4 separate regions of the Mus musculus genome follow, and all the other regions are linked to region 2. A link is a loop called in an ENCODE intact Hi-C map of the cell type or tissue named here. Cell type or tissue: left cerebral cortex. All regions are shown on one strand. Each heading gives the region's core, and the rest is flanking DNA. Links, peaks and the distances in the headings are about the cores only. Region 1 overlaps 9830132P13Rik (RIKEN cDNA 9830132P13 gene). Region 2 holds the start of Neurog2 (neurogenin 2). Region 3 overlaps Alpk1 (alpha-kinase 1). Region 4 overlaps Alpk1 (alpha-kinase 1).

Region 1 (7,346 bases), core at 1,578-6,577, 320 kb after region 2:
GGGGCAGGTTTGGTGGTTGTATATGGGATGGATCCCCGGGTGGAGCAGTCTCTTCTTTCAGTCTCTGCTTCATACTTTGTCTCTGTAACTCCTTCTATGGGTATTTTGTTCACCAGACACTATTGTGGATGGCAATAAGTACTTGCTGACAGGAGCCTGATATAGCTGAGAGGCTCTGCCAGTGCCTGACAGATACAGAAGTAGATGCTTATAGTCATCCACTGGACTGAGCACAGGGACCCCAATGAAGGAGCTAGAGAAAGAGCCCAAGAAGTTGAAGGGGTTTGCAGCCCCATAGGAAGAACAACAATATGAACCAACCAGTACCCCCAGAGCTCCCTGGGACTAAACCACCAACCAAAGAAAATACATATTGGGACTCTTGGCTCCAGCTGTCACACAGGATGGTCTAGTTAGTCATTAATGGGAGGAGAGACCCTTGGTCCTGTGAAGGCTCTAAGCCCAAGTGTAGGGGAATGCCAGGTCCAGGAAGCAGGAGAGGGTGGGTTGGTGAGCAGGGGTAGGAGGTAGGGGGTGGGGTGGGGGATAGGGGATGGGGGACGGGGTTTTCAGAGGGGAAACCAGGAAAGGGGATAACATTTACATTTGAAATGTAAATAAAGAAAATATCTAATAAAAATAGAGGGATAGAGAGAGTGTCTTCCTTCCTGATTGTCACAGAATGCTGAAGTGGAAACAGGTTCGTCCAGCATTGGTAGAATGAGATACCCTTAGTTTTAGACGTTAAAAATGTCAGTGTTCTCAAGGCTGCTTGTTAGGACCACAGCTGGGAAAGGCCAGTTCACAGGGCGAGTGTCTTATCTGGTTATGGGAGCCGGGATCTGGCATGGAGACAATAGAATGAAGTAGGTGGATCTGTAAGGTCTCAACCAGGAAGATTTGCTGATTTCTCCCTTATTTTTATTTGAGTGTTTCTATCTGCACGTTGACCCATTTCCCAGATTCCACAGGCAATAGCTGCTGCCTTCTATTTCACGCTCACTGACACGGAACTGTAACAATTCAAAAACTTCTTTTGTCGGAACCATGCATGCCAGCTTCTTGGCTCCAGGTTGTTCTATGTAGTGTGTGTGTGTGTGTGTGTGTGTGTGTGTGTGTGTGTGTGTGCACTTGGATGTACACAGGCTTCTTCCTTAAGTGTACACTCAAAGCATGAACACAGCTGAGCAGACTTCTTCCTAAAGTGGATTTTCTAGGATGGTAAATAACGTGGCTAATACATAGCATTAAGCTAACTCTGCACTAGGTGGTATGGATGAAGAGCTTGTGTGTGGCTCTTTCATTTAATCCATGTTAGATATTCATAATGTAGGAATCACTGTCATGATCTCTGTTTTATAGATAATGAAACTGAGGGCTAAAGACGTCAGAGTCTTGCCTGATCTGAGCTCAGAGGCTTTGGTCCTGGATCCTGTGTTGGCCTCTCTCGATGAGGACCTATCAAGAGTTGCATTGAAAGGTGTGACAGAGGGAGGAAAGGAAGGCAGGCGTCCATGTGTCTGCCGTGTGACCTGTCCAAGAGAGGCTGATGCTGACACCAGCATCGTGTGGCGTTGCAGAAAAAGCCTTATGCCACCTGCTCTCCATGTGCAAAGAACTCCACCCCACCCCATTCCCCAATCTGGTTATGACAAAGGGCCACCATAAAGGCAGATTAGAGGCATTTCTTCTCAGTCATCTGGGAGTATAAGATGTGTGTGTGTGAGTGTGTGTGTGTGTGTGCGTGCGCGCGTGTGCATGCCTGCGTGCGCATGCGTGCGTGCATGTGTGTGTGACAGCTTCCAAGTTCCTTTTCCCACAGTCCCTTAAGCTTACATAAATGCTCTCAAAAATCATCCCCAAGCAAACAGTGATAGAATAAACAGTGTTTCAGGGCTTCTCTCCTTCACTGAAGGGCTAGCGAAAGAATTCTGGGAAGTCTTCCTCTCTAGAGGGTTCAGTGCCAATGGCCTTTGAGTATAAACAGTACTAAGTTTAGAATTTGTGTATATCTCAACTTAACCTCAGCTCATGGTTATCACAACAAAGAACTCCGATACATGGTTTCTACTCCTTAGAACTCTCCATAGCTTTGAATGTTACATCCTGCCTATCTTCGTGAAGTATATACCAAAAGAGAAGAGGGCTTACAATGAACAAGTTATGCACACGAAGCAGATGCTGTCATTTCTGTTTGTAATGAGAGGCATTTTTGTTTGACTGTAGAGAGGTTTTTTAAAAATTATTTTAATATATGAAATTGTAAGGAAAAAAATTAATAGAAAATATTTCCCATTAAGAGCTTGCAGCCAACGTGTAGGGAACAAACAAGAACTCACCATGGGCACAGACTTAAGTAGCTCTGAACAGAGATGAAGTTCAAAGGCATCCCTTGACCAAGAGAGGCTACCACTCTTGACTCTAAACGTGATCTCTGAGCTTGACTTCCAGCTGCCAGACATCCAGAGTTGTTTTATCCTGCATTGGGGTTCTTAGAATGATCTAAAGTATTTCTCCTTACTTTTTCAGGAACCCCCAAGAATCTCGAGCCTTCTCGATCTTGGGATTAACTTAAAATTGCTGTTTTTGAACCCTTAAAATCCTAGACTCCCAAGCATTGCAGTCACATAATTCATACTTTCTTTCTTTCTTTCTTTCTTTCTTTCTTTCTTTCTTTCTTTCTTTCTTTCTTTCTTTCTTTCTTTCTTTAATCAGAATTGGATCCGAAGAAAGCTGGTGGCAGCTCTCCTCTCCCATCTGTCCTCTCTGAGATGTAAGAATGGGAGCTCTCCTTACCGCAGGCCAGTTCTTCCTTTCTACCTGGCTACACCGGTGCCCTGGCATGCGTCTGCTCTGCTGCCCTCTGCTTTAAGTTTCTGAGTAAAGATTTTCAGAAACAAAGGACTCTGCATCAGCCTTATCCACCAACCAATGAATCAGGTAAGAAGTATTACTTTTCTTACACTTCTCTGATAGAAAGCAAACTTTCCTTTTATCTTAGAGTTAGTATATATTGATGATAAAAATAGGTTGAGCCGAGAGTTTTTATCCACACAAATAATGAACGTTCATTGTGCTTTCCACACGTCCAGCACCTCCTCTTACTGTCCTCTGATCCTGATATCCTTCCTATCTGCAGCATCTGACTTAGAAAGACAACAAGCATCCCTGTAAAACCTCATGTTTGGAAACTAGCAGGTTCGGGCAGAGGCCAGGAGGCCAGAAGTTTTGCAGATCTGAGTGTTTCCTAACTGCCAAGCATGCTAATGTGCATCTGACTTCTTTCTCTGTGAGCTTGACGGTCATGTGACCTACATCTTGCAACACTGCCTGTTCGATTGTACAAGCCGTTGGTAGGGTAAAACTAAACTGTAAAGATTTGAGTAGCATGAGCGTCACACAGTAAGTAAGCTTTTAGACACTGACTGACCTGGTCTCCCACTTTGCCTTTATCACTTTATTTAACCCTAATCACAATTTTATTTAAAAAATATTAATTTATTGAGATAATAATATAATTACATCATTTCCCCTTTTCCTTTCCTTCCCTCTAAACCTTCCCATATATTTCTCTTTGCTCTCTTTCAAGTCCATGGCCTTTTTTTTCCATTAATTTTTAACATGTATATGTGTTCCAAAATGCAAAAATACAACCTGCTCAGTCTATGTTACTTGTATGTATGTTTTTAGGGCTGACCATTTGATCTTAGATAACCAGCTAGTGTGTTCTTCACAGGGGAAGACTATTTATTTACCTGTAGTTTGTTTTGTAGGGTGGAGGTCTGGTGATCCCTGTCGGCTGTTGGAGAGGCCTTAGCATCAATCATTAGGTCCATTTGGGCCATTGCTTTATTATTTTCAAAGCCACAGCACCACCTACTGGCATATTGAAGAACAGTTCTGTATGTTAGATGGAGGAGAGAGAGAGAGAGAGAGAGAGAGAGAGAGAGAGAGAGAGAGAGAGAGAGAGAGAGAGAGAGAGAGAGAGAGAGATACTCCTGATGTCTTGGTACTTCTCTGTCCCCTCAAGCAATGACATCCGCTCTTGTAGACATTCTGACATGTCCTGTTTCCATTCAAACTAAGTGTTTCTCTGTTTATTGCTTAGTTTGTCTTTCTCCTGTTGCTTGAACGGGATATGTGCTCCTTCTTCGCTGATCCAGGCTGCTAAGCCTCTCAGTCTCAGATCTCAGAAGCTACCTCTGCCTGATAGCAGGGAGGACCCTCTCTGTGTACACTGTCCTTATGTCCAGCCACTGCCTTCTGAAGATCTGGCTTCTGATTTTTCAGTCCCTGTAACTTGCCTCTTTCTCCACAGAAGTCTTACTGCATGGACATATTTTTGAGCACGAAGACTCTTTGTCTTGACTTCGTTTTTCTTCCCTGGATGGACCCTTCATGACATCAACTCGGGAAAAAGGATCCTCTGAACTGGCTGAGCCCTCAGTGGGTTCCATAGTGACTGTCTTGCGTAGAACCTATAGGCCCGTGTTAAGTGTCTAGATACGCACCTTTCTCTTAAAACAGTTTGATTTAGCAGGGGTCACGAGGCCCTGAGGGCTGCATTTTAATATGTGCTTTGGGTGTAGGGTACAGACCTCGTACCTGAGAAATCCTAGTCTATGGGGTAAACTGTTCTTCCAAGCACAGACACTACTCTAGGTGGCTGAAGTGGTCCCTAGAGCTCCATCCTCTGCACGATGTACCTGCCTTTCTTCTCTAGGCACCTTCTGTTCTCTTTGATTTTTTTCTCTTCACACCCCTTTAGCTAGAAAATGCCTTCTTATCTTTTAAATCCCAGACCAAATACCACCTTCTCTTTAGGGATCTTTTATTTTATTTTATTTTATTTTATTTTATTTTATTTTATTTTATTTTTTTACTCACATCTTGCTTTCCCCTTTTGTGTACAAGGTTAATCTATGATCTTAAACTCAATTACAGTGCACATTCCAGTGTTTGTTCATATCTTGGGTCTAGCTATCTGTGGCCTTGGAGACATTGGAACTATAAAGCAGTTTCCCCAGCATGGTCAATGACCTTTTTTTTTTTTTTTTTTTTTTTTTTTTGCATCAGAGTCATGTAGAACATATAATGCCTGAATGAGTCCCATCCCAGATCTACTGCATAAGAATCTCTTCCATCCAACTAGCAACCAGGCCCAGGCCTGTTTAGTCTCCGAAGTCAGATGAGATGGAGTCCGGTCTGCGGTTTGATGAAACACTGGAGTCAGAATCTTTGGAGGAGGGGTCAGGGGAGGGAGTGTGCAGCCTGCAGTCGTTAGAGCAAAGAGTTTAGTGAGCCTTCTTCTGTCCATTAGCTCTTCAGAGCCACTGTTGTATCAACTGTAGACATTTGAGATGCCAGCTGAAGGGGGAAAGCCTGCATCAACTGCATTAGTTGACAGGACTTATGCTGGGCCAGTGCATTCAGACCTTTATGCGAAGCAAGGCCAGGGTGTTGGCTTCAGTGTTGGTCGGTGGCTTAATGGCTCTGCCAGTTACTTCCTACTTTGCACAGTCATTTGTTTTCAATTGGGGCCGCAGCCCCAAATGTAAAAGTATATGCTTGAGTGTAGCATCTCCTTTACTTATTAAACCTTTTATTAAACCACAATCTTTTTCTTTGAATTTCTTGGCTATAGACTCTACCGGCCTCCTAAGAGTAAAAGGATGAGTTACAACGTGGTCTTCCGCTTCTTTCTTGTGGATTTTGCTCCTGAACAAGTTGAGGGATCAGCAAAATAGCATAAACACTAGTTCAATGAGTCTTCTTGTTTCGTCTTTGTCTTTTTAACTCAGATGGTCTGGAGTACCTATCGACAAAAGGCACTCCACTCCACTTATCACCTTAAGAAACATTAATGGAAAAGTGTGTTAAGAATTTTCTTATAGTTCTGTAGTCGATAGCAGCATAATTACTGTGTATTCTTCATCCTAGACCAGCTCCATACTGAACTCTACTTCCATTTGACTCTCAACAATGCCAACAGTTTGACTCTGTCAAGGGAGCATAGGTACATATTGGCAGAAGACACAAGATTAGCCAAAATGACGAGAATTGTTTTATAGTCTGTAACAACGATTAAATACCTAGTGTGTGATGCAAGAAACTCATAATGCCCACCCCAGAGAAGCTTGCAAAGTCTATGTGAAAATATAATCACACACAAGCAGGCAACAGAGGGATCTGACTTGCTTTTCTGTTGCTGTGATAAATTACCCAAACAAATGCAGCTTAAAGGGAAAGCTTTGATGTTAGCTCACAGTCTGAAGGCCTAGCCCACCAGGGCAGGGATGTCCAGGCAGCAAGAGCTTGAGGCAGCTGGTTAAGTGGCTTCCACAGTTGGGAAGTAGAGAATGATGGTCACTCGTACTCAGCTTTCTCCTTTTTTTTTTTTCTTTTTTTTCTTCCAGAGCTGAGGACCGAACCCAGGGTCTTGCGCTTGCTAGGCAAGCACTCTACCACTGAGCCAGAACCCAAACCTGGATGTTAGGGTTGCTCTTCTCACCTCAGTGAACTGAACCTACATAGGCTCCACAGGAATGTCCAAAGGCCTGCCTCCTATACGATTCTATATCTTGTCAAACGACAATATTAACTTTCCTAAGGAGTGAGAAGTTTTTTTTCATAAAACTTACTTTGAAGCCATTACAATGTTGGAGGCTGTCTTAGAGTTTTACTGATGTGAAGAGACACCATGACCAAAGCACCTCTTAAAAAGAACATTTAATTGGGGCTCGCTTACAGGTTCAGAGGTTCAGTCCATTATCACCAAGACAGAAGCATGGCAGCATTCGGGCAGGCATGGTGCAGGAGGAGCTGAGAGTTCTACATCTTCATCTGAAGGCTGCTAGCAGAATACTGGCTTCTAGGCAACTAAGATGAGGGTCTTAAAGCCCACACCCACAGTGTCACACGTACTCCAGCCAGGCCACAGCTACTCCTACAGAGCCACACCTCCTAATAATGTCAATCCTAGGCCAAGCATACACAAAGCATCACAGAGGCAAACGTGAATGTCTAGCTTCTCTTCGTCCATTCACCCCTAGACTGTTTCTGACATTCTGAAGTTCAAATCGTCTCTCCTCTAAGTAGTACCCATTACTGCTCAGCTAGAAAAATGGTTTTCTGTTGTTTTGCTGTCCAAACTATGTCACGAATTACCAAATTATTATTATTTTTTCCTAAATCATTGCTAGGAATACGGCTTCAGTTTTATTCCACCATTTATTACAGTGTCAACATGCCCAGAAGTTTCTTCTGAACTGTAGCAGTCTGATAGATGGCTCCACTTCTTCTTGGGCTGAATGAAAAAAAAAGAACATCAGTTATAACATTGGGCA
Region 2 (7,346 bases), core at 1,084-6,083:
TCTGACAATATTTTGCCATTAAGTCACCCAGCACTGCCTGGCTAAGCAAAATAAATAAATAAAAAATAAATAAATAATAAAATAAAATAAAACAAAATTGAAGCAACTTGCCCAAAGAGATATATTTCTACTGATATCCAAATAAGCCTTCCTTTGTTTTCGAGTGCATTAATTTAGCCGCTTGTCTTCTCTTGCAGGCAGCCCCCGTGGAGAGGTGGAGCTGTCCCGAGGCTGACACAGCAGGTTCCTCTCATCATTCTGGTATTTGTTTTTAATGGTCTTTGATCATTTCATCAGATCCTACTGTTCCCATCCTTTATTCTATTCAAGTTTATGAACAAACACAAACTCCGCATCCACTCCCACATGTTCCTTAAATCCCCATCCGTTCAGCCAAGGCCAAACAGACCCTTAGTGGGGGTTTCTTTTAGGAAGAATTTGAAGGGTGGTTAAGTGTTTGGTCTCAATGCTAACTACGTAAGGTCGCGTGCACCTGCAACCATGTGGGCTGTCCGACAGCTCTCACTCCAAATATATATTTTTTGCCTTCCAGACTATTCGGCTTCTTGCGAGTTTCTAGACAGAGCTAGAGACTCAAAGGAAGAGTCTCTGAGAGGGCCGGATGGCGTGTGTTGAAGTCCAGTATCGTCTGTGCCTTCCCATTATTTCAGTCCTGTCTACAAGGGAAATTAAAGTGTTCCGAGAGGATCTAGCGGGAACTAGATGAAATAATGCTTTTACATTTAGGAAATGTGCTTTTTTTAAAGGGGGAAGAAATGAAAGTTTGACAGAAAATACTGGAGGTTGGGGTGCTGCAAAGATCCAGACTATTTCCCTGGATGCTAATTTTGCTTTTCTTCGGCTCCACGCTCTCCAAATCCTGCTCCGTAGCCCTCTAAGGGAACTAAACACACGCAAACCGTGCCAATGCGAACAGTGCTCTGGCTGAACTCTTCTCTGAGATTCAGCTCATTTTCAGTCCCAACGAACTAAGGAGCCAGAGACCTGCGGATAATCTCTTTCTCTGGCTCTGGTGGACTGCTAAAGCCCCTCCCAAGACTCTCCTTTCATCCTCGCAAAAAAGGACCCCGCGACCGGTCCCAGATGACACTCAGGACTCACTCACTTCTGGGACTCTGGTTCTGCGTCTAGTGGTAAAGGGGAGGGACAGACAGCAATTCAGAACAAGTTTCCTCTCAAGTCCAGCAGGGAGCTAGAGCTCCTTTCTATTTTTTTTCTCCCCATTGAAAAGGCAGAATTGGGAGGACAGGCCCTATGTCTCAACAACGCCCCCCAGAGCGGAGCAGAGGTCATACAAGTGTCAGAGTGATCCACTCGCTCCTAGGAGCAGTAGCACGCCTGCCTTTGCCACCCACACAGGAAGCCACCTTATAGTATCATCTGGCTCTAACCTGTTGTTGGTACCCATCCCCTTCCGCACCAGAAGCCCCCCAAATTACGTCAAGGCGTGAAGCCTCACTGTGTCTCAGGGAAAATGGGTGTGTCAAGTGAGTGCGTTTATTTTATTTTATTTTATTTTATTTTTTTTTAATGCTCATCAATTGCTCTCCGACCAATTTCCCCTTCTAGGGGACGTCTCTGTGAACTCCTAATGTTTCCCAAACAGTCATAGACACGTTTCTCTAGAACTCAGGCACACTCTCTCACAACGTGCCTCCTGTCTGGCACACGTACGTGACCCCTTCCTTTTCCTAATTAGACTAAGGTGTTTTAAAACCCGTTTTCTAGTTGATACGGCCCCAAAGAGGCTTTGCCGAGACATGGCCGGCAGCACCACCAGGCTGCCTTCTCCGGGATTCTGACTCTCACTAATTCAAGGCTCCGGTCGCCCGCCCGTGAGACCCCGGCTGAGACGGGCGGGACGCGTATGGAGGACTCGGGCGGGAGCAGTAGTCGGGGTGCCCCCCCCCCCCCCCGCCATGGGCCCCCAGCACTCGGGCCCCTAATGAGCTGCTGAAAGGGAGCGGGCTCCGGTGCGCGTGGCTCGCAGGCCTCCCGGAGTCCCGGGAACACTGATTGGCCAGCTGCGCCTCGCGACCTCCTTTCATTAATAAATTAGCGGCACGCTCCAGCCGAGCGCGAGCCACCAATCACAATAGACAGCGGCGGCGACAACAGCCGCAGCTTGAGCCACTGCCGCCGCCGCGGCTTCGGTAGCTTGGGCTGCAGCCTGGAGCGCCAACAGGAGCTTTAGAACCATTTTATGCTGATTAGATAAAGGGGGGACGGAGGGGCGGGGGTGATGGAGGAGGAGGATGGATGGCCAGGCCAGGGGAGGGGGAGAGGGACTAAAGAAAGGGAAAGAAATGAATGATGATAATACGATGAAAAGAATAAGCTGGGGAGGGAGAGCGGGGGACCAGGACAGGCGGAGGAGGAGAGGGCGGGGGAAGGGTAGGTGAGGAGGGGGCCCCGGGGCAGATCTGATTGTTTTCTTGGTGGTATATAAGGGGTTTTAAGGAGAGTCGTGTGCCAGACACGCAGCCACTGAACCACAAGCAGCTCGGCTTTAACTGGAGTGCCTTGGAGTCGCGTGCCAGCAGCCACACGGCCAGGGACTGACTGACAGACAACCACGCACGAGAACGACAACACACGAGACTCGGGCGAGCTGCCGCGGTCGTCCGGGCTCTTGGCAAAGTCGCCCAGCCGAGAGGCCCCCCCGCGGAGGTGCGCCTAGGAAGCGCCAAGCCCGCGGCGCGGAGGACACCGTGCTCGGTTCCGGGCTGCGGGGACATTCCCGGACACACACCGGAGCAGCAGCTGCGCCGCGACACATCTGGAGCCGCGTAGGTAAGTGTGCATGCCGCGGCTCTCCACTTCGCAGGCAGTGTCCCCACGCAGGCTCACGCCGCCCACGCTAACTCCATCGCTCTAGACGCAGTGACTTCTGTGACCGGCAGAAGGTGGCTCGAGCCCGGGGCGCTCCTCCCCAGCTCTGTCCTCGCCATCTTCGCGAATGCACATTGAGGGAGATGGAGGGGGGGGGGGCGGGGCGCGGCGCCAGCGACACTTTACCCTGTCCATTCTGGGAATAAATTTCATCTGCCTCTTCTTTCTCAGGATGTTCGTCAAATCTGAGACTCTGGAGTTGAAGGAGGAAGAGGAGGTACTGATGCTGCTGGGCTCGGCTTCCCCGGCCTCGGCGACCCTGACCCCGATGTCCTCCAGCGCGGACGAGGAGGAGGACGAGGAGCTGCGCCGGCCGGGCTCCGCGCGTGGGCAGCGTGGAGCGGAAGCCGGGCAGGGGGTGCAGGGCAGTCCGGCGTCGGGTGCCGGGGGTTGCCGGCCAGGGCGGCTGCTGGGCCTGATGCACGAGTGCAAGCGTCGCCCGTCGCGCTCACGGGCCGTCTCCCGAGGTGCCAAGACGGCGGAGACGGTGCAGCGCATCAAGAAGACCCGCAGGCTCAAGGCCAACAACCGCGAGCGCAACCGCATGCACAACCTAAACGCCGCGCTGGACGCGCTGCGCGAGGTGCTGCCCACCTTCCCCGAGGATGCCAAGCTCACGAAGATCGAGACGCTGCGCTTCGCCCACAATTACATCTGGGCGCTCACCGAGACTCTGCGCCTGGCGGACCACTGCGCCGGCGCCGGTGGCCTCCAGGGGGCGCTCTTCACGGAGGCGGTGCTCCTGAGCCCGGGAGCTGCGCTCGGCGCCAGCGGGGACAGCCCTTCTCCACCTTCCTCCTGGAGCTGCACCAACAGCCCGGCGTCATCCTCCAACTCCACGTCCCCATACAGCTGCACTTTATCGCCCGCTAGCCCCGGGTCAGACGTGGACTACTGGCAGCCCCCACCTCCGGAGAAGCATCGTTATGCGCCTCACCTGCCCCTCGCCAGGGACTGTATCTAGAGCTGCGGGTCTCCCTCTCTCGTCCTCTACCCGGCCCTCTTCCCATCCTTCTCCCGCCCCTCACCCTCCACGCCCCGGACTCCACTTCACAGAGCAGAGGTGGCCCTTGCAATCCCCTCGGCGGCTGGTGCATTCGGGGGTGGAGACCAGCTCTGGTTTATTGAAGATGTGAGGATTTATGGTCAAAGAGGACTATGGCGTGTGGGAGTGGGGGCTGGCGTGGGGAACCTCGTAAGACTGTAAAAGACACTGAGAAAAAGTACCATAACTAACGAGTGTGCAGAGCAGACTGACGCTCCTCCCCTCTCTCAGAGCTGCTGGAGGAGAACTCCGGGCAGGCAGTTCGTGTGAATCTCTCAGAGGGAATGCAACTGGTCCCTGTGATCTTTTCACCTTCGTTTCTACATAGAGATGTTAATGTCAGTCGAAAGAAATGTATTTTAGCATCTGAATGAATTTACTGGTAATAATATTATCCACACATTTGCAATGGCTGGCATCTGCTCTATTCCCATTGCTGTCTGCAGGCTGTGGGAATTTCACCTGTCAAACCAAACTTTCCCTCTCTGATGTGCACTTTGTTTTTTTCCCAGATTCGTCACAATGCCTATTGTCCCGCCCTTCTTTTTGCTTTTTTTCTCCATTTTGCCATCTGTCTCTTATGATTTATAAGGGGGAAAAACTTGTTTTGTTAGAGGGCCAGGTTAGAAGTCATTGTATAATTTGTAGGCTTTTGTAAGGGTTGAATGCAAGCGTGGAAATTTAGGCTGAATTCTCTATCAAAAGAAAAAATGTGAAGGAAAAAGGAAAAATCAGGAGGGAGGATTGCTTCATGCATTATTTATCTCGACCTTTTAGGGGAGAAGGAACTCCCCCATCCTTTCAAGAGATTAAAAATAAATCAACAGTCTGAAAACCTAAGCAGACACGGGGCATTGCCAGGATCAGCCACACACGTGTTTCCTTCTATTTATTTTGAAGAAAAATTTCATGGGAAAGTATGTATTTTTTTGTATATTCTACAGAGTTTATTCTAGTATGTATTTACATCCCGAAGAATAAGAAAATTGTTTTGTGATTAAGCTATAAATAAAGTATCTAATTTTCATAAGTTTGTATTGAGGTTTGGCTTTTGCGTTTGTTTCTGATGTGGCTGGCTTTTAATACAGAATGAGTTGTATTTTACTAAAGTTTTCACATATTGAATTGAGTATATTTGTATCTTGGGTCATGTTTGATGTGGAATTTCACTAAGAAATTACAAAATATGGGATCCTACTTGAAACACCAACCCTGAAATTGGAGTATGAAATCCATCACAAACCCACATTCTGTTTTTAAGAAATCACTTCTTAAAGGCAGGCAGATTTCCATGAGTTCAGGCTTAGTCTACAGAGTGAATTCCAGGCCAGCCAGGGTTACACAGTGAGACCTTGTATCTAAATAAATAAATTAACAACATACTGAGCTGGGGACAAGTTCAGTGGCAGAACTCTGGATGTTTAAATCAATAAATACATGCTGCCTGGGCAACGAAGAGCAAAAGTGGGGATCTTAAATAATAATTATGTCACAACAGACTCCAGTGTTCAGAAAAAGCTTTATTTTAATAGCAGGAGGTTGAGTAGGCTGTAGTGATGCACGCCTTTAATCCAGCACTTGGGAGGCAGAGGCAGGTGAATCTCTATGCTAGCCTGTACTACACAGTGAATTCCTGGACACAACCAGGGTTATGTAGAGAGACAGATGTTGCATATCTGTTAATTGAGAGAGGGAGAGAGAGAGAGAGAGAGAGAGAGAGAGAGAGAGAGAGAGAGAGAGAGAGAGAGAGAGAGAAAAGAAAGAAAGAAAGAAAGAAAGAAAGAAAGAAAGAAAGAAAGAAAGAAAGAAAGAAAGAAGGAAAGAAGTTTTTTGGTACAGTGTGCAAATCTGTTTTTGCAGTTAACTTCTTTTGGCTTCACCTTTCTTTTGCTGTTGTTTTGTTTTTTGAGGGAGTTTCTGTTCTAGCTGTCCTAAAATTCAATTTGTAGACCAGGCTGGCCTAGAAATCACAGAGAACTGCCTGATTCTGCCTCCTAAGTGCTGGGATTAAAGACCTGTGCCTCACCACCATGCCTGGTTCTCCTTTATGACCTTTTTTTAAAAACAATTTTTTAATTAGATATTTTCTTCATTTACATTTCAAATGCTATCCTGAAAGTCCTCTATACCCCCTCCCCGCCCTGCTCCCCAACCCACCCACCCCCGTTCTTGGCCCTGGGATTCCCCTCTACTGGGGCATATAATCTTTGCAAGACCAAGGGCCTCTCCTCCCAATGATGGCCGACTAGACCATCTTCTGCTACATACGCAGCTAGAGACACAAGCTCTGGGGGTACTGGTTAGCTCATATTGCTGCTCCTCCTATAGGGTTGCAGACCCCCTCAGTTCCTTGCATACTTTCTCTAGCTCCTCCACTGGCGGCCCTGTGTTTTTTATGACCATTTTTAAACTGAAGGAACTGTATATTGATCCCTCATAGAACATCTTTTTCTTTTTAGTTTATTATGGATGGTTGGTTTTGTATTAGGCACTTTAACAAGCTAGTTGGCTTCAAAGGTCAAAGTTCTAGAGAAAAGGAGACATTCAGAGTTAGTGTAAATTCAAATAATACCCAGAGAGAAATAGCTTTGCGTTCTATTCTTTGTTAAAGTTATTTGAAGAGGAGGCAAAATGGCTACGACTTACACCTCATCCTCCAAACACTTCAATGACCAAGCAAAAGTTGACCACATTCAAGAATTAAGCCCTAGATGAACAGATGCAAACAGAAAATCATTCAATTAAAAGAGTTAGCTGGCCAATGTATCTTCTTCCTATAAATGTCATATCTGTTTTTGCTTTGAGCTAAATGTTCCTTTGCATAGAGAAATTACGGCTTCTTTTGAGGTCTCTATCTGAAACTGTCCACACTCATAGGGATTTTTTGAGGTTTAATACCTTTACATGTTTTAAACATTTATTTTGTACATAGGATGTTGTGCCTGCATGTGTGTCTGTGTGCCACATGTGTGCAGTGCCAGAAGAGAGAGTTACCACCATGTAGTCGCAGGAAACTGAATCTACATCATCTGGGAGAGCAACCAGTGCTCTTAAAAGCCACCTCTCCAACTCCAGTGTTTAAAATCTTAATAACTACATTGTCTTCAATCAAAGGAAGATTCAACCCGAAGATTTTGCTTAGCTTTCATACTGGACAAAGGAGGGCCTGTTTGACCCACCTCCTTCTTGTGAGATGCTAGGAACTGAACCCGGTGTGTCCTGGATGTGAGGCAAGCTCTCTCCCAATGAGCTGCCTTTCCTGCTCAAAAGCAATTCCCCTCCTTTCTCTTTACAATGTGGTGATACATTATGGATACAAGGTGATATTTTTCTACTCATGTCTATGCTTTTAACAATCAAAAGTCTAAATTAGCAATCAGAGGACTGT
Region 3 (7,346 bases), core at 1,277-6,276, 72 kb after region 2:
ACAATATTTAATATCTTGTTGGCCACACCTTTGAGTTGTTTTTGAATTCTTTCAGAATCCAGGATAGGAAGAGAGATTATTTATGGGATATTCTCAAAGATCACGACAGTAATACTACCTTTCTTCTAAAAGCCACCCATAGTCCATGTCCCTGTCTTTGAAGCAACCATGCGTTTTGCTTCTTGATATCCTTCTCCACCCCTGGCCCCACCAGAGCGCAGTAAACCTGAGAATATCTGTGTGACACATGGCTTTGACCACGGGAAAATGAACCTCAAAATGTCAAACTAAGACGTGTAGAAAGACATCGCTTGTCACTTCAGGAGGGAAAGAAGTGCATGTTTCAATGTGCGTGCTTGTGTGTGTGTGTGTGTGTGTGTGTGTGTGTGTGTACGCGTGTGTGTGCATGCATGCATAAACACACACATGCATGTGCCCGTCGAAGCTAGAAGAGGTCATCAGATCCCTTGGAGCTGGAGCTATATTTGCAAGGCACCTTATGTGGGTGCTGGCAACCAAACCCATGTTCTCTGCAGGAGCAGAACTCACTCTCAAGGATGACCCGTCAGCTCCTCACCTCCCTGAGTGCAGTCTCGAAGCCACATTTTTCCTTTGTCAGCCTATCTTCATTTCAGGATTATGTACGCTATTATTTACCACATAAGTAAGTTTATTTGAGTTTATTTACCACAATAGCGAGCAAATATATAATGTTACTGAGCTCTTTATTTCTCAAGTAAACATCACTCTGAGAAACAAATATCACAACGAGTTCGGTTGTCTCAGTGTCCTAAAGGGTAGGTTCAAAAGATAGAAGAGAAAGTTGACAGCTATACACATACTCAGGTCTATCTGATAAGGCCAGTGTCTGATCGAGAACCCTTTCTGTGGGCACCATGTGAAGGCTGTCCTCTGGTTAGCAGCTTCGGCTACCATGTACAGGTGGCAGGAACTTTCTCTTACTGTGTGCCCCTCATAGTTTGCTCAGAACCACTCTCTTCCTGTCAGCTTGTGTATGTCCCTGTACCTTAGAAGGTCCTCCGTGATGTGCTCTGACATGGCACTCCAGTACATGCTGCCCCTATAGTTCTGCTCCTTTCTCCTCGGAGTCCATTTGATTCAGGCAGTTGCAGCAGCTTCTGGAACCCAGGTTTGGGGGCAAGCTGCTTTCCAGATGTGGTCCCCACTCTTTCCTCACCAATACTAGGGAGTCCCATCTTAGTGGCAATGTCTATTTTCTGAGAAATCCTCATGTATCATTCTCCCCAGAACTCTGCAGTGGCCTTAGAATTGACACTAAAAAGGGAGATGAGAGGTTAAGTGTTTTGTTTTGTTTTTTGTTTTTTGTTTTTTTTTTTTTTGGTTTTTGTTTTGTTTTTAAGCTACAAATCAAATGCATCAGAGACATATAGGAGCCAGGCTCAGTTCCAATCTCTCTCAACACTTACCCTCACAATTTTAAAGTGCAAAATTCAATTATGCTAAAGACACATTTATTTTTTAATCTTGCAGTTTGAAAGAACAAATTTAACAACGCTTCCATTGCTGAAAAGCACCATTCTGCCCCCTGTTTCTAAGACTTACATTGGTTCAGATATCTAGTAGAATCACACAGCATTGGTCTATTTGTGACATCCTACTCAGTGTGATTCCTTTAAATGTCATCCTCATAGGATAGGACAAATTCCCTCCCCTGCTGAGGATAAGGAGTGTGCTCCCGTGTGTATGTACTCAACGTGTGCTGTTCATCCGTTTGTACATCAACACGTATCCAGGTTAATTTCTGCTATTGTAAATGGTGCCGACATCAGCACGGATGTCCAGTAACTCTTTGTGTGCTCATGTATTTGTCTGCGCATATCTACACGCGTGTTTTTCATGTGTGTATGTTTACGCGTGTACAGGCATCCATGTGTCTGTGTGGAGGTCAGAGGTCAACATCCTAGATCAGTTACTTCTTTCTTGCTCTCAGCTTTATTCTTTGAGGCAGGATCTCTCACTGAATTTGGAGCTCAATGACTGGTTAGATGCGCTGGCCAGTAAGTCCCAGGGATTCGGTTCCTTCCTGCAGACTTCCTCCCTAGTTCTGAGATTGTCGGCATGTACTTCTGTATCTGGGGTTTTTACACGGGTGCTGGGGATCAAAACTCAAGTCCTCTTTAGGTCTTAAGCAGCTTGTCTTTCTGTTAGTCTTGTCCTTTCACAGAGCATGGGACAGCGTGTTCTGGAAGGGCTGGCTTTGGAGATGACGTCAGAGTCTGGATGTTTATAAACTAGCTTCACGAGAGCTAAGCTGCATCACAGGACAAAAGTCAAGAAATCCACAAAGCACCCACCACGAGATAAGGTAAAATTTACAAGACTAACACGAATTGAAGCTACCAGTTGTGAAAGAAGCACATTCTATATAATCTACAGAAAGTAATCCCCAAAGGACAGGCAGTTATCACAGCTTTGTTTGAGAATATTCCAGAGAGTGGAGTAAAAATTAGGTATGCAAATGCAAGATGTAAAAAAATCATTTCAATCAAAGGTTAAAAAATGTAATTCCTAAACCGGGCAGTGGTGGCGCACACCTTTAATCCCAGCACTTTGGAGGCAGAGGCAGGTGGATTTCTGAGTTCCAGGCCAGCCTGGGCTACAGAGTGAGTTCCGAGACAGCCAGGGCTACACAGAGAAACCCTGTCTCGAAAAACAAACAAAACAAAACAAAACAAAAAAAGTAATTCCTGAGATGAAGCCACAGCTGTCTGTGGCTCATTTGTTTGTGGTGGTGTTGGGAATGAAATGTAGGGCCTCGTGCATGAAAGGTGAGCCCTGCACCAAAAGAGGTGTCTCTCTACTTTCCTCTGTATCCTAGCTCCTTGTGGGTTGCCCTAGCAAATGATGTAATCTCCCCAACCTGATCTAGTCTTGAATCATTGCTATTTGCAGTGCGGTTTCAGAATTATTGAAAACTCCCCCTCGGTGTTCAGTATGGTGGGGCTGCTTAATAAACGAGGCGACAGACACCATGAGGGAAAACCAACCAACCAACCAACCAACCATATCTGTCTCTCAGCGCCACACTCTTGTGTAGCAAAATATAAACCCATGGAAACTCCACCCCTACGCCCCCGCGTAAGCTGCAGTGGAGTTTCAATACTTTAAACAGAAATGACAAATTGAATCTATAAATTTTCTCCAGGAACATGGTGAAACCTCACACGTCTTTTTCATCTTTTCGTCCCTTCACCGACCCTGAGGACTAACCTCTCTGAGACTGGGAAAGCAAAAGGAAGCTGTGCAGCCTGTGTTCCTGGAGCACGTAGGAAGCTAGTTCTTCGAAGGGACCCTCCCAGCACTCTCCTGCGCGTGCGCGTTACTTTTTGCTGTCACTAACCCAGGAAACCCCTCCCCCAGCACCTGTAGGCACATTCTGCATCCCTCCCGAACGCGCCATATATTTGAGCAGGGAACATTGCCTAATCTATTTTCTCCCCTTCTACTCTTAATAGATCGGAGCACAAAAGCCCGAGAGAGGGTGACCTGCCAGACAAAAGGGCCTTTGAGTTTCTTGGAGAAGGAGACTTGGAGAACGATGGAAGGAATCCAAGTGGCCCTATTATTTCCACTTGCACTAATTAGACATTTTTCTGTCAGCTATTGAGCACTGCTGAGAGGCCAAACTCACTGAATTCATTTCTAAAGTGTTTACAGAAGTTTGCATCTGTTTGTGTCTCTTCAGGAGGAAAATAAGCACTTCAATAGCATTGTGCAAAATCTAAACGAAGCATCCTATTCTGGAGGCCCTGGCGTCCCCGCAGCTGCATAATTTAGCTCCGTTCGGGGGCCCGAACCTCTCGCATCTCTATCCAAAACCTATGAAGCAAAGTACAAGGACGTCAAGTCAGGAGACTCTCCTCTTCGCTCTCTTTTTCTCAGCCTCTCTCCTTTGAAGTGGCAGCGTGCTGCGTCCTACGTGCAGATTTGGGTGGTGTGGTTCTTGCAGCGCGGCTCTCCGGTTCTCTGTTTCTCGAGAAATTAATACCCACTTTCATTTGTTGCCAAGTGAGGGGACAGTACATTCCTCAGCAGCGAGGCAGAATACATCAGCCTTCTGGGAATCTCCCCACAGGCTAGGCTGCAGGGAGGAGGGTGAGGGGTATGCTCTGACATGAGAAGGGGAGGATGAAAGACGCAGGAGTGTGTGGTAGGGAAGGGACACTAAGGAATCTCCCTGCGTGGCAAAATGTGCCTGGGCTGTGCACAATTAGATTAAAATGAAAGGGAACCCCTGGCCCTCCCCAACCCCCCCTCCAAAAAAGAAAGAAACACACACACACACACACACACACACACACACACAATCCCCTCCTCTAATGGCTTACAATAGAGTAGTGCTTTTGAAATGGATATTGGTTCACACATATGAATCTTTGTTGTTATGGTGGTGGTGGTAGTTTGGGTTCTTAGACCCATGACTGACTTGCCATCTCTAGGGACTCAAAATTATGATCATATGCCATAGCAACAGAATTTCTGTGTTGCTGTGACCCCAGCAATCTCATGCTCAGAAACAAATGAATCCTACCCCTTTATCTTTCCTCAGAGGCTGTCTTCAGGGACAGAACAGACAGTTACTGTATTCTTCTTGCTGAGTGACCATGTTTAAATACGGTACTTAGAGACGGTGAAGAGACTTTACTAGATTCCTAAGGGGACAGGCGCACACTTGCGCACACAAAGCTACACGTGCCGACAGCCCACAAACATAGAGTTGTGTTGCCACAATTGTTTGTGGGATGGGAAATACGGGATTCTAATTGAGTTTTAGGCACAAAGGGAACTTCATGGCTAGGAAGCCGAGTCAGGTGGTGAAGGAATTAAACTCCACAAAGAGATTTCGATACACAGAAGATTGAAAAAATGCTAACAAGCCCTGTCTTTTTAAGGGCTGAGGCTGTAGAGCAGCCCCTCCTCCCAGTTCTGAGCCTCAAGTTTGGGTCCCAGCTACAAGTTCAAAGCCACAACGTGTTCACAGCAACTACAATGGCAGCTGCTCTCAAGGGGCTGGGTGAAGGGTTTCTGTGCCATCTGGCACTGTAATTGGCTGGAGCGGCGTGAAGGGAAATTATTGCAGCATAACAATTTGGAGGATGGAGAAAAAGGAAAGGAGGAGATGTAAGTGGGGAGGGGCAGGTTCTGAGGTGAGGACTTGGCAAAATAAACCAATGAAAAGTGATGGATGTCGGCATGGGAGTGTATCAAGGCAGACAACAGTAAAGGATAAGTGTAGAACCCACCAAAGCAGACGACTGAAGGTCAAAGGAAGACCAAATGTGGCATGCTCCATGTTAGTCTACCTACTAAATGGGAACAATAGAAAAACAGACACATCTTAAGATTAATGCCCAGGGCCTGTCAACTGTCACGAGCTCTCCTTTTTACCAATGGAAAAATGCAGATTCACCGACAACAGTTGTGAGATCTACTGCATCTCAGGACCTAGAGAGAACACACTGGTTTGCCCCCATCCCCCCCCCCACCACTTCCTCTGCTCGAATCTTTGGTAGAGGTACCAAAGTTAAATCAAGATCAGATTAGTGATCTAAACAGTCCCATATCCCCTAAAGAAATAGAAACAATCATTAATAGTCTCCCAACCAAAAAAAAAAAAAAAAAGCCCAGGACCAGATGGGTTTAGTGCAGAGTTCTATCAGACCTTCAGACCTTCAAAGAAGACCTAATTCCAATACTCCTCAAACTATTCCACAAAATAGAAACAGAAGCTACGCTACCCAAGTCATTCTATGAAGCCACAATTACTCTGATACCTAAACCACACAAAGACCCAACAAAGAAAGAGAACTTCAGACCAATTTCCCTTATGAATATTGACCCAAAAATATTCAATAAAATTCTCGCAAGCTGAATCCAAGAACACATCAAAATGATCATCCATCATGATCAAGTAGGCTTCATCCCAGGACTGCAAGGATGGTTCAATATACGGAAATCCATCAACGTAATCCATTATATAAACAAACTAAAAGACCACATGAACATCTCATTAGATGCTGAGAAAGCACTCAACAAAGTCCAAGACCCCATCATGATAAAAGTCTTGGAAAGATCAGGAATTCAAGGCCCATACTTAAACATAATAAAAGCAATATACAGCAAACCAGTAGCCAATATCAAATTAAATGGTGAGAAACTGGAAGCAATCCCACTAAAATCAGGGACTAGACAAGGCTGCCCACTCTCTCCCTACCTATTCAACATAGTACTTGAAGTCCTAGCCAGAGCAATTACACAACAAAAGGAGATCAAAGGGATACAAATTGGAAAGGAAGAAGTCAAAATATCATTATTTGCAGATGATATGATAGTATATGTAAGTGACCCCAAAAATTCCACCAGAGAACTCCTAAACCTAATAAACAACTTCAGTGAAGTAGTTGGATATAAAAATAACTCAAACAAATCAGTGGCCTTTCTCTACACAAAGGAGAAACAGGTTGAGAAAAAAAATTAGGGAAACAACAACCTTCAAAATAGTCACAAACAATATAAAATACCTTGGTGTGACTCTAACTAGGGAAAAACAAAGTATCAAAATAGGCAACCCTGTTACCACCTGTGTCTTCTGGGAACCGCTGAGCCACCTGCTTGTTAGACTCTGGACTCTTGGCCTCTTGAATTCAGATATAAATTTTGGCCAGTTCAATAATCACATTGATGATTTATCTGGCACACTGATCTCACTTGCCCACAACCTCTTGGGTTTGATGATCTTGTTTTATGTCAGCCTGGGACTCTACACCAGGTCTTCACTATCAAAAAGGCTTCTGCATTCAATGCCTTGACTTTGCATCCTTAGAACCTTTTTTCTTCATATGTTACCCAGTACTAGTCTTTAGTTATAGTAACAAAATATACTGAAACAAACTTGCCATTTTGACAGTGAGGTGCCTAACGGCTGTAGAGAATGGGCCTTCTGGTCTGCTTTTCATGGTCTTTCAGTAGTGCCAAATTCAAGAGTCATCTCATTTCTTTCTCTTCCCTTCCTCACTTCCAAACTTTCTTTTTCCCATAGCTCCCATCTTCAACACTCTATTAAACACATTCTCTTAAGGTTGCCAATAAAGTCCAAGTCCGATGGACTCCTTCTGATCTTCACTTCATTCACACTCCTAGAGGTGGGTGGGTGTACTCGAGTGTGCGCATGGGCACACACACACTCACAAATAAATGGGAAAAGTGGAATTTAAATCTATAAATGCAACTAAGTTGTTCTACTATTGCATCTCTTCCTGGGTCGCTAACCTAGTTCCTCTAACTCCCATCATTTCCTTCTCTTT
Region 4 (7,346 bases), core at 1,007-6,006, 130 kb after region 2:
TACACACATACACACACACACACACACACACACACACACACACACACACACACATACACATATACACACTGATGTCTGCTGCTTCACATGGGCTATACTGATGCTCATTAACTCTATAGTGTAGTCCAGAGTGGCACATATGTAGTGTTCATGGGACTGCTTATTTCTCTTCTTTACGTATCTGATAAGTAAATTCTTGCTAGAGATAACTTCTGAGAGGGTGTGTGCATCTCAGACAAACAGGCACACTTCCTTGGCAAGCTGCTGAGAGCCATGTGCTCTAGCAATGCTTCCCTTTTAACCTGCTTGTCAGAGAGCTCGGCACTTCTCCTCATTCCTGTTGTGTGGTTCCGTTCACCTCCCCTCCCAGGGTATTGGCTCCGTCCTAAATAGCTTACTGTCCTCTTGTGTGTATGCGTGTATGATGTTCACGCATGTGTATGGGAATACAGATGTGTGAGTGCTGGTTTCTCTCCATCTTATTCAGCCAAACAGGGCCTCTCAGTTGAACTCAGAGCTCACTTATTCTGCTAGTCCAGCTAGTAAGCTTGCTCTGCCTCGTCTCTATCTTCTGAGAGCTGGATTTATGGGTGGGCAGCTGTGCCCACCATTGCTATTTATGTGGGGCCTATTTATGAGAATCTCAATTCAGGTCTTCACACGTGGGCAGCAAACACTTTAAATATGGAGCCATCTCCCCAGCCCCTACCACCCAAGCTTCCCCATTAGTCTCTCCTGCACTTATTGGAGTACATTTTAATAGTGCATACCATGCTAATTCCTTTATAGCAGTACCTATGTAACTACTATGTAAGCAAATAAGCCTTGCCTTTAGCGAGACCGTCCATCGCTTACTTAGCGGCTCTGCTGCACAATATAGCTTGTCTTTATTGAATGCTTGCCATAGGTAGACACTGCAGTCCTGCATGCATGTGTGTGTCCTTGTGTCCTTGGCTGTTATATTCATGCCAGATACCCCAATGTCTACTCTAGGGCCACTACTTGAGGGTGACATGGGTCTTACTTCTATTTGGGTTGTCAGTAAGAGTCCGATTCTTAAAATTCCTCTTCAAACCACGTCCCTTTCCTGTCTGTCTTTCACTGATGGCATTTTAAAATCCAACCTTTTAAAAGAAGATATCTATTTTGTTTGAATCTGTGAATGTATGTATACGTGTGTCAGGGTACATGCACAGGGGTGTAGGTGCCTGTGGAAGCCAGAGACATCAGAGCTCCTGGTGCGAGTTACAGGTTGTTGTGTGCTGTCTTAAGTGGGTGCTGGGAGTGGATGTTGGCTCATTTGTAAGATCGGTGCACACTCTTAACTGCTGAGCTCCAGTCCCCCAAATCCACTCTGACATAGCATCATTTCCAAGTTTTCCTGGTAGTTTCTAGGTTTGCCATATCGTAGGTGAACTGTACCCTCATGACTTAAAAGCTGTCTGCAAACAAAAACTACCCATGCTGAGAGCTAAGAGTTCTACTCTGAAGATATGAAACTCACGAATTTATGAAAGGACAATGCAAAAAGCAAGCAAACATGAAGGTGGCAGGCAGCATGCTGGGAAATAGTTGCCAAGTGCTCACTTCTATCTCAGCTTCTTGAGCATGTGATGGGTAAAAATAAATAAATTAGATTAAGCACACCCTACTTATCTTATTTTTTCTATTTCTGCAGAATTATATTGTCTAATATTAGGTATATTGGGTATATTCATAGCAGTTGGCTTGTATTTCCCCTTCTAAATGTATCTTCACCTTACTCCCTCTCTTATCATATTCAAGCATGAGGCTTTATTCTTCCACCCACAGAGCATTTTCCAGGGTGCATGTCAGACAGAAGCAAAGAGGAGACAGATAACTAAGGCTCTGTTGTGTGGACTCCAGAAGCACACATTGGTGGGGAGCCTAGTGTGTGTGTGTTGGGGGTGGGGGGGGGCTGATAACTACAGCTCAGTGATAAATGGCCGGGCAGACGGACCATGGAAGCCCAGAGATGTCCCTTCACCTGACCCACAAGCCAAGAGGCTCTTTGGAAATAGTGACCCTGATTCGTAATGCAGCAAAAGGTCACCCATCTATCATGTTGGGGGAGTTGCAGGCCTTTCCTAGCTGAAAGGACCAACAAAACATCTCAGGCCACTGCACGGACACGCACACTTTGGAAAGTTGTGCCGGCTCCCCCCGCCCTCAACTCACCGCTATTTCTTTGTGGCCTGGGGTGGTAAAAATTCTACCTTACTCCAAGGTAGAATTTTTAAGTGAGGAAAAAAAATGTTTCTCAAGTAGAGCAAATAGATTGTTTGAGTGTTAAAGAGATAGATCCCTTAGGAGTGCTGAATGCCTGGTGTGTCACTGGGGAAATCTGTCAGCCAGCAAAAAAAAATTGATGTCAATAAAGGATGAGAATTGGTCTCTAAAGGGTTACCTCAGGGAGTTGGAAGAACAAACACTCACCAGCAGCCCCAAGCAAGCGCCCCGGCGTACATAATTATTTATCTAGCTAAAAGGTGCGGACACTGGGAACACAGCTTGGATTTGGGTTGTCCAGTGCTGGTGTGTTCATATATGGGAGAGGCTGCTGCTGAAGCTGCTTCTGGTCTCTGCTTGGCAGACCTTTCTGTAGCCTCAGACACTACAGCCAGTGTGGACTCTCAGCCAGATCCTTTCTCCTAGCTCTCAACAGTGTGTGTCACTTAGCAAAATCACTTCCCTGGACAGATGAATGGTCCCTTCAGAGAAGGTTCCCTCATGCTCTAAGGAGTCCTTTTGTTGTGGAACCACAATCCCACAATCAACCATTACTAATGTACCAGTTTTAGTTAGTACCTTTCCTCCTTTCTTTCTCTCTCTCTTCCTCTCTCTCTCTCTTCCTCTCTCTCTCTCTCTCTCTCTCTCTCTCTCTCTCTCCCCCTCCCTCCTTCTCTTTCTTTTCCTTTCTTTTTTCTCTTTCTTTTCTTCCTTTTTGCAAACCCCAAACCCCAGCTTTCTCCTCCGGGAGGTTGGCATTGCTCAGCATTTCCATTATCCAAGTTCGCCATCTACAGGTCATGCGGCTTACAAATTGCTATTAAGGTCTACAGAAGATGGAACCTCAGAGTTTGCTTGTGGTTTCTTACATGGAAAGTTTATCCTTTCTTCGTTACTTATCTACCCACGACTGAAGACTGTTGGTTGGCGTTGTAACCACTGTCTTGTTAGACGTGTATTGTTCCCCCTGTTTTATTCCTTACTGTTTAGGGAGCTACATCAGAATGGCAGTCGTGAGGATGCTGAACCGTAAGATTCAGGGCTGCACTTCTCAAGTCCATTTGCCTTTCTTTTGACCAACAGAAAAATCTTCTCCATCATGAATATTGGCATCACAAAAGCATCAACAACTTACACTATACTCCCTGCTCCCCCAGTACTGACCACTCAGCTTTTAACACTGGACTAAGAAATTTCAGGCATTTGTTGATTGGGCACTGTAAGGTAAATCTATGTGTTATTGTTATTCTCAATTACGAGAGGTCTGGTAGCTTGACCACAGTTCAAGGCTGTAGAGTTGGTTTCAGAACCTACATGCTAGAACCCTCCTAATTGTCTTCAAGTATTTTATCGTTATTTTTTCCAAACTTATGGTGATGTCAACAGCTCTTTAAACCAAAAAATCTCACCTCTTTTTCAAGTTTACCTGTGACCTCCAGGGCGGGGGAGTTGCCCTCCCTTTTGATGAACCAAAAAAAAAAAAAAAAAAGATTTCTTGCCCCATCTGCTACACAAGAACTGAGCAGGGAGGTAGAACGTGCAAAGTCCCCTGCATTACCAAGCCCTGCTCACCAGCCAGAAGCCTAGTGTGAGCCTGGAGCCTAGTGTGAGCCTGCCTGGCTCTTCTTTCCAGAGCTCAGGGTGACAAACACCTCCTGACTAGGACTGATCCTTCCTGTAGGAACTAAACAAAGCCATATTCGATTAACAGTGCCTGGATCTATGTGCACAGATGCCCTCTGTCTGCAAAAGACCCCTCACATTAGGATTTGGGTTACAGTTTCTTCAGGGGTTAGCTTTAACCATGGGCCATTAGCTTTTACTTTAGGCCATAATCCCTTTATTATGCATGTATATACATACATATACATAAATTTACATGTACACACACTCATATATATGTGTGTATGCATATATATGTGTGTGTATATATGTATGTATATATATGTATGTGTGTATGTGTATATATGTATATATATATATATATATATATATATATATATATATATATAGTGTTTTAAGTTATACTTTGTATCAAAAGGATAAGAGTCACAAAGGGAAAACAGAGGCATGCCCACTTCTGTAACTCAGTGATTTTGAGACAGCTCACTAAGATTTTTGGTATCCAAGAGTGTAACTGGAAACTAGGCGATTGTAGGATGAGGCTCTCAAGTTCTTAGGTTTAATTTGGTTGTGGGAACTGAATACACCCAATTAGTTTTGACATAAGTGGGTTTACTGGACAGACACAAGCGTGTCTCTTAGCCATATGGCCAGGAAACTATCTTTGTGGAGGACTAAACCCAGGAATTGGAAGCTGTTAGAGAAGCTGTCTGCATCTGTCTTTCTTGCTTCACAGTACCTCCTATGTGCCAGGAGCCATGTTAATTGGCTATGGGTGCAGAAGGTAGGCTCTGGGGTACCTCTCTCTAAAAGCACTTCTGACCAGATCTGTTTGCATGATTCACGCCCTGACTCAACAGAGACTCAGTCACATCATCCACAGCTCAGACATAAAGACTTAGCAAATCCATGGGTTCAACAACTTCTGGAGTTAGTTCTCCATCCCTACTCAATCAGAAACAGTAACCCAAGGCATGGAGCAATCTCAGTAGCCAGGAGGAGCACAGCAGACATGAAAGTGGGATGATGAGATAGGAAATGATTGATCATTGATCAGTCTGGAAGGGCCCATCTCACTGTGGGTAAGGTCACCTCTGGGCGGGTTTTCCTGGGTACTGTAAGAATGTGAACTGAGCAAGCCATGGGGAGCAAGCTGACAATCAATGTTCCTCCATGGTCTTCACTTCAGTTCCTGCCTCCAGGTTCCCACCTTGATTTCCCTTTATGATGATGATGGACTGTGACACTGATGTGTAAGCCAAATAAATCCTTTTCTTCCCTAGTTGCTTTTGATCCTCGTGTCACTGTTTGGGTAGAAACCAAACTAGGATAGGGATAAAACAAAAATGTCAACTTTATGATATAAGGTAGTTTTTAAAACTTTCTGTATCTCCCACTTTGCAATCTGCCTAATATACACATTATATTTGGATATACATCCAAGTGTGTGTGTGTGTGTGTGTGTGTGTGTGTGTGTGTGAGAGAGAGAGAGAGAGAGAGAGAGAGAGAGAGAGAGAGTCTGAGACAGGGTTTCTCTTGAATGTCCTGGACCTAGCTCTATAGATCAGGCTGGCCTTGAACTCACAAAGATCCTCCTGCCTCTGCCTCTCTAGCACCAGGATTAAAGGCATGCACCACCACCACCAAGCAAGAACACCAGCTCTTAAAAATTAAAGTCTATGGCAACTGTCTTCCACTAATGTAAACGAATAAAATTTTTCTGGTCATTTGCTATGCACTAGAGTCCAGTGTGGCTATAAGGCTGACAAAGACATTAGAACTTTCAAACTTGGGCTTCCCAGATGGTTGAATGTGTGTTTTTGAGGAAGGAGAGATTTCCTAACACGAGGCTCTGTTCTGAAGACCAGCAGAGGCTATCTATACACAGAAGAGCAGGAAGATGCCAGTTAGTGATGAGTGCCAAGCTGGCCCTGAGGAGCAGGTGACAGTGCAGAGGTGCACACCAGGCGCGGGAGTCTGGATGGTGTTGCAGTGAGGGCAGAGGAGCATGATTCTATGGACCATGTCAGCTGTCTCAGGTCCAGGCTTGGGCCCATGGAAGTTCCCATGGCAGAATATAGATTGCTGAAGTGTTTCATAGAAGACAGGAAATGGGAAGTAAACTCATGAGAGATTCAAACTAGAGATATTTGGGAATCATCCACGTGGGGAAGACTCCTTAGTCTTTGGTACAGGCAAAGATAACCTGCCGAGGATGTAGCTCAGATGCTGAGCACGTGAATAACAGATTCAATCCTTGGTATTGGGCAGGGGGCGGGGGGAGATAAACTATGAAAGGGATCCAGAATCAGCCAGAGCCAACTGGGCACTGTCTCCAACCTGACCCCAGTTGCTCAGTCAACCCAGGTCCAGGAAGTGACGTGACAGATATGGGCAGAACAAGTCCAAGGAACTGTAAAAACACAAGCAACTCACGTGGCCAACAAAATGTAGGCAGACTCAGCAGACTGACAATTAAGGAGGGTGAAGACGATGCCCGTAAAGACAGGGAACACAAGACCTTAGGGCCGGGGGAGGGGGGTGGTGGAATCAGGGCTTTGAGTGGCCTAAGAAAAGGTTTTCCAGCTACGGTTATGTTAGTGACACCTGACTTGAATCATGAAGACAGTCACAGGGAGGTGGGGGTGGGAGTTGGGGGGCTTGGGGTGTTTTACAGCTCTGTAAGCTGGCAAAGTTATTGTAGCAATTACTCAATCAATACTTCCTGATTTTCAAAAATTTGCCCCTTATCCATTCTCTCTCTCTCTCTCTCTCTCTCTCTCTCTCTCTCTCTCTCTCATCCTCTCTCTCTCTCTCTCACACACACACACACACAGACAGACAGACAGACAGACAGATAGATAGATATTATCAATATTAACAGAAATCTCCACAAATACTACTTTGTCACACTATGCTATTTCATAATATTTTCTTAAATTTTAGCAAAATGTGTTTCAGGAATTGAAAGCGAGTCCATTCTGAATACGACCTAGGATGTCGGCGGAGCAGGCTGTTTGTGCCCTCCCCATTACCCTTGGTCTTCCTGTTTTAAAGCTGCTTAAATCCATTCCTCCTACAGTACCACTGCCGCCCTCTAGTGGTGGAGCATAACAGCATACACTTGAACTCCATTTCCGTATTAACAAAAACAGGGTGCTGCTCTAAAAAGCAAAGATAGATAGATAGATAGATAGATAGATAGATAGATAGATAGATAGATAGATAGATAGATAGATAGATAGATAGATAGATAGATAGATAAGATAGATAAGATAGATAAGATAGATAGATAGATAGATAGACAAACAAATAAATAAATAAAACCGCTCCTGTGATTTACAAGACAAGTGAGAACCCAGAGGAAATTTTATGAGGCATTAAAATATCCTTGTATATTGTTAACCTGATTAATAATCTTTTGGGGATTCATTTTAGTAACAATGCATTAATCTGTCTACAACTTCGTCTTG

Evidence for each region. A loop is a pair of places that touch in the nucleus more often than their neighbours do. Peaks named below come from ENCODE experiments on the same cell type or tissue, not always from the same donor. Only the 100,000 strongest peaks of a DNase experiment are listed, where the experiment ranks them.
Region 1: it touches region 2 in a loop (2.8-fold over the local background); 36 of 42 quality-filtered maps call a loop at or near these places.
Region 3: it touches region 2 in a loop (2.6-fold over the local background); 4 of 42 quality-filtered maps call a loop at or near these places.
Region 4: a loop joins it to region 2, with 5 times the contacts of the local background. A loop is called at or near these places in 36 of 42 quality-filtered maps.

Annotation. Positions count from the first base shown.
Region 1 is chr3:127,945,234-127,952,579 of GRCm38, forward strand. 9830132P13Rik (RIKEN cDNA 9830132P13 gene) reads left to right here. Exons shown (of 5, transcript NR_040552.1): 4 at 2,716-2,940; 5 at 6,417-7,346. Among named protein-coding and RNA genes, the nearest start is that of Gm35667, 22 kb to the right of the region's middle. In left cerebral cortex, for the core only: CTCF peaks have their summits at 3,858 (motif pointing left) and 4,059; a DNase peak (open chromatin) is centred at 3,863.
Region 2 is chr3:127,630,644-127,637,989 of GRCm38, forward strand. Neurog2 (neurogenin 2) reads left to right here and starts at 2,493. Exons shown (of 2, transcript NM_009718.3): 1 at 2,493-2,814; 2 at 3,085-4,988. The coding sequence starts at 3,086. The coding sequence ends at 3,877. In left cerebral cortex, for the core only: a CTCF peak has its summit at 3,611 (motif pointing right); DNase peaks (open chromatin) are centred at 2,163, 2,726, 3,647 and 4,121; H3K4me3 peaks cover 2,399 bases.
Region 3 is chr3:127,702,255-127,709,600 of GRCm38, forward strand. The region is part of intron 3 of Alpk1 (alpha-kinase 1); the gene reads right to left. Among named protein-coding and RNA genes, the nearest start is that of Neurog2, 73 kb to the left of the region's middle. RefSeq lists an enhancer at 2,994-4,994. In left cerebral cortex, for the core only: no CTCF peak of the experiment used is centred there; DNase peaks (open chromatin) are centred at 3,610 and 3,935; H3K4me3 peaks cover 876 bases.
Region 4 is chr3:127,756,345-127,763,690 of GRCm38, forward strand. The region is part of intron 1 of Alpk1 (alpha-kinase 1); the gene reads right to left. Among named protein-coding and RNA genes, the nearest start is that of Alpk1, 21 kb to the right of the region's middle. In left cerebral cortex, for the core only: a CTCF peak has its summit at 3,054 (motif pointing left); a DNase peak (open chromatin) is centred at 3,046.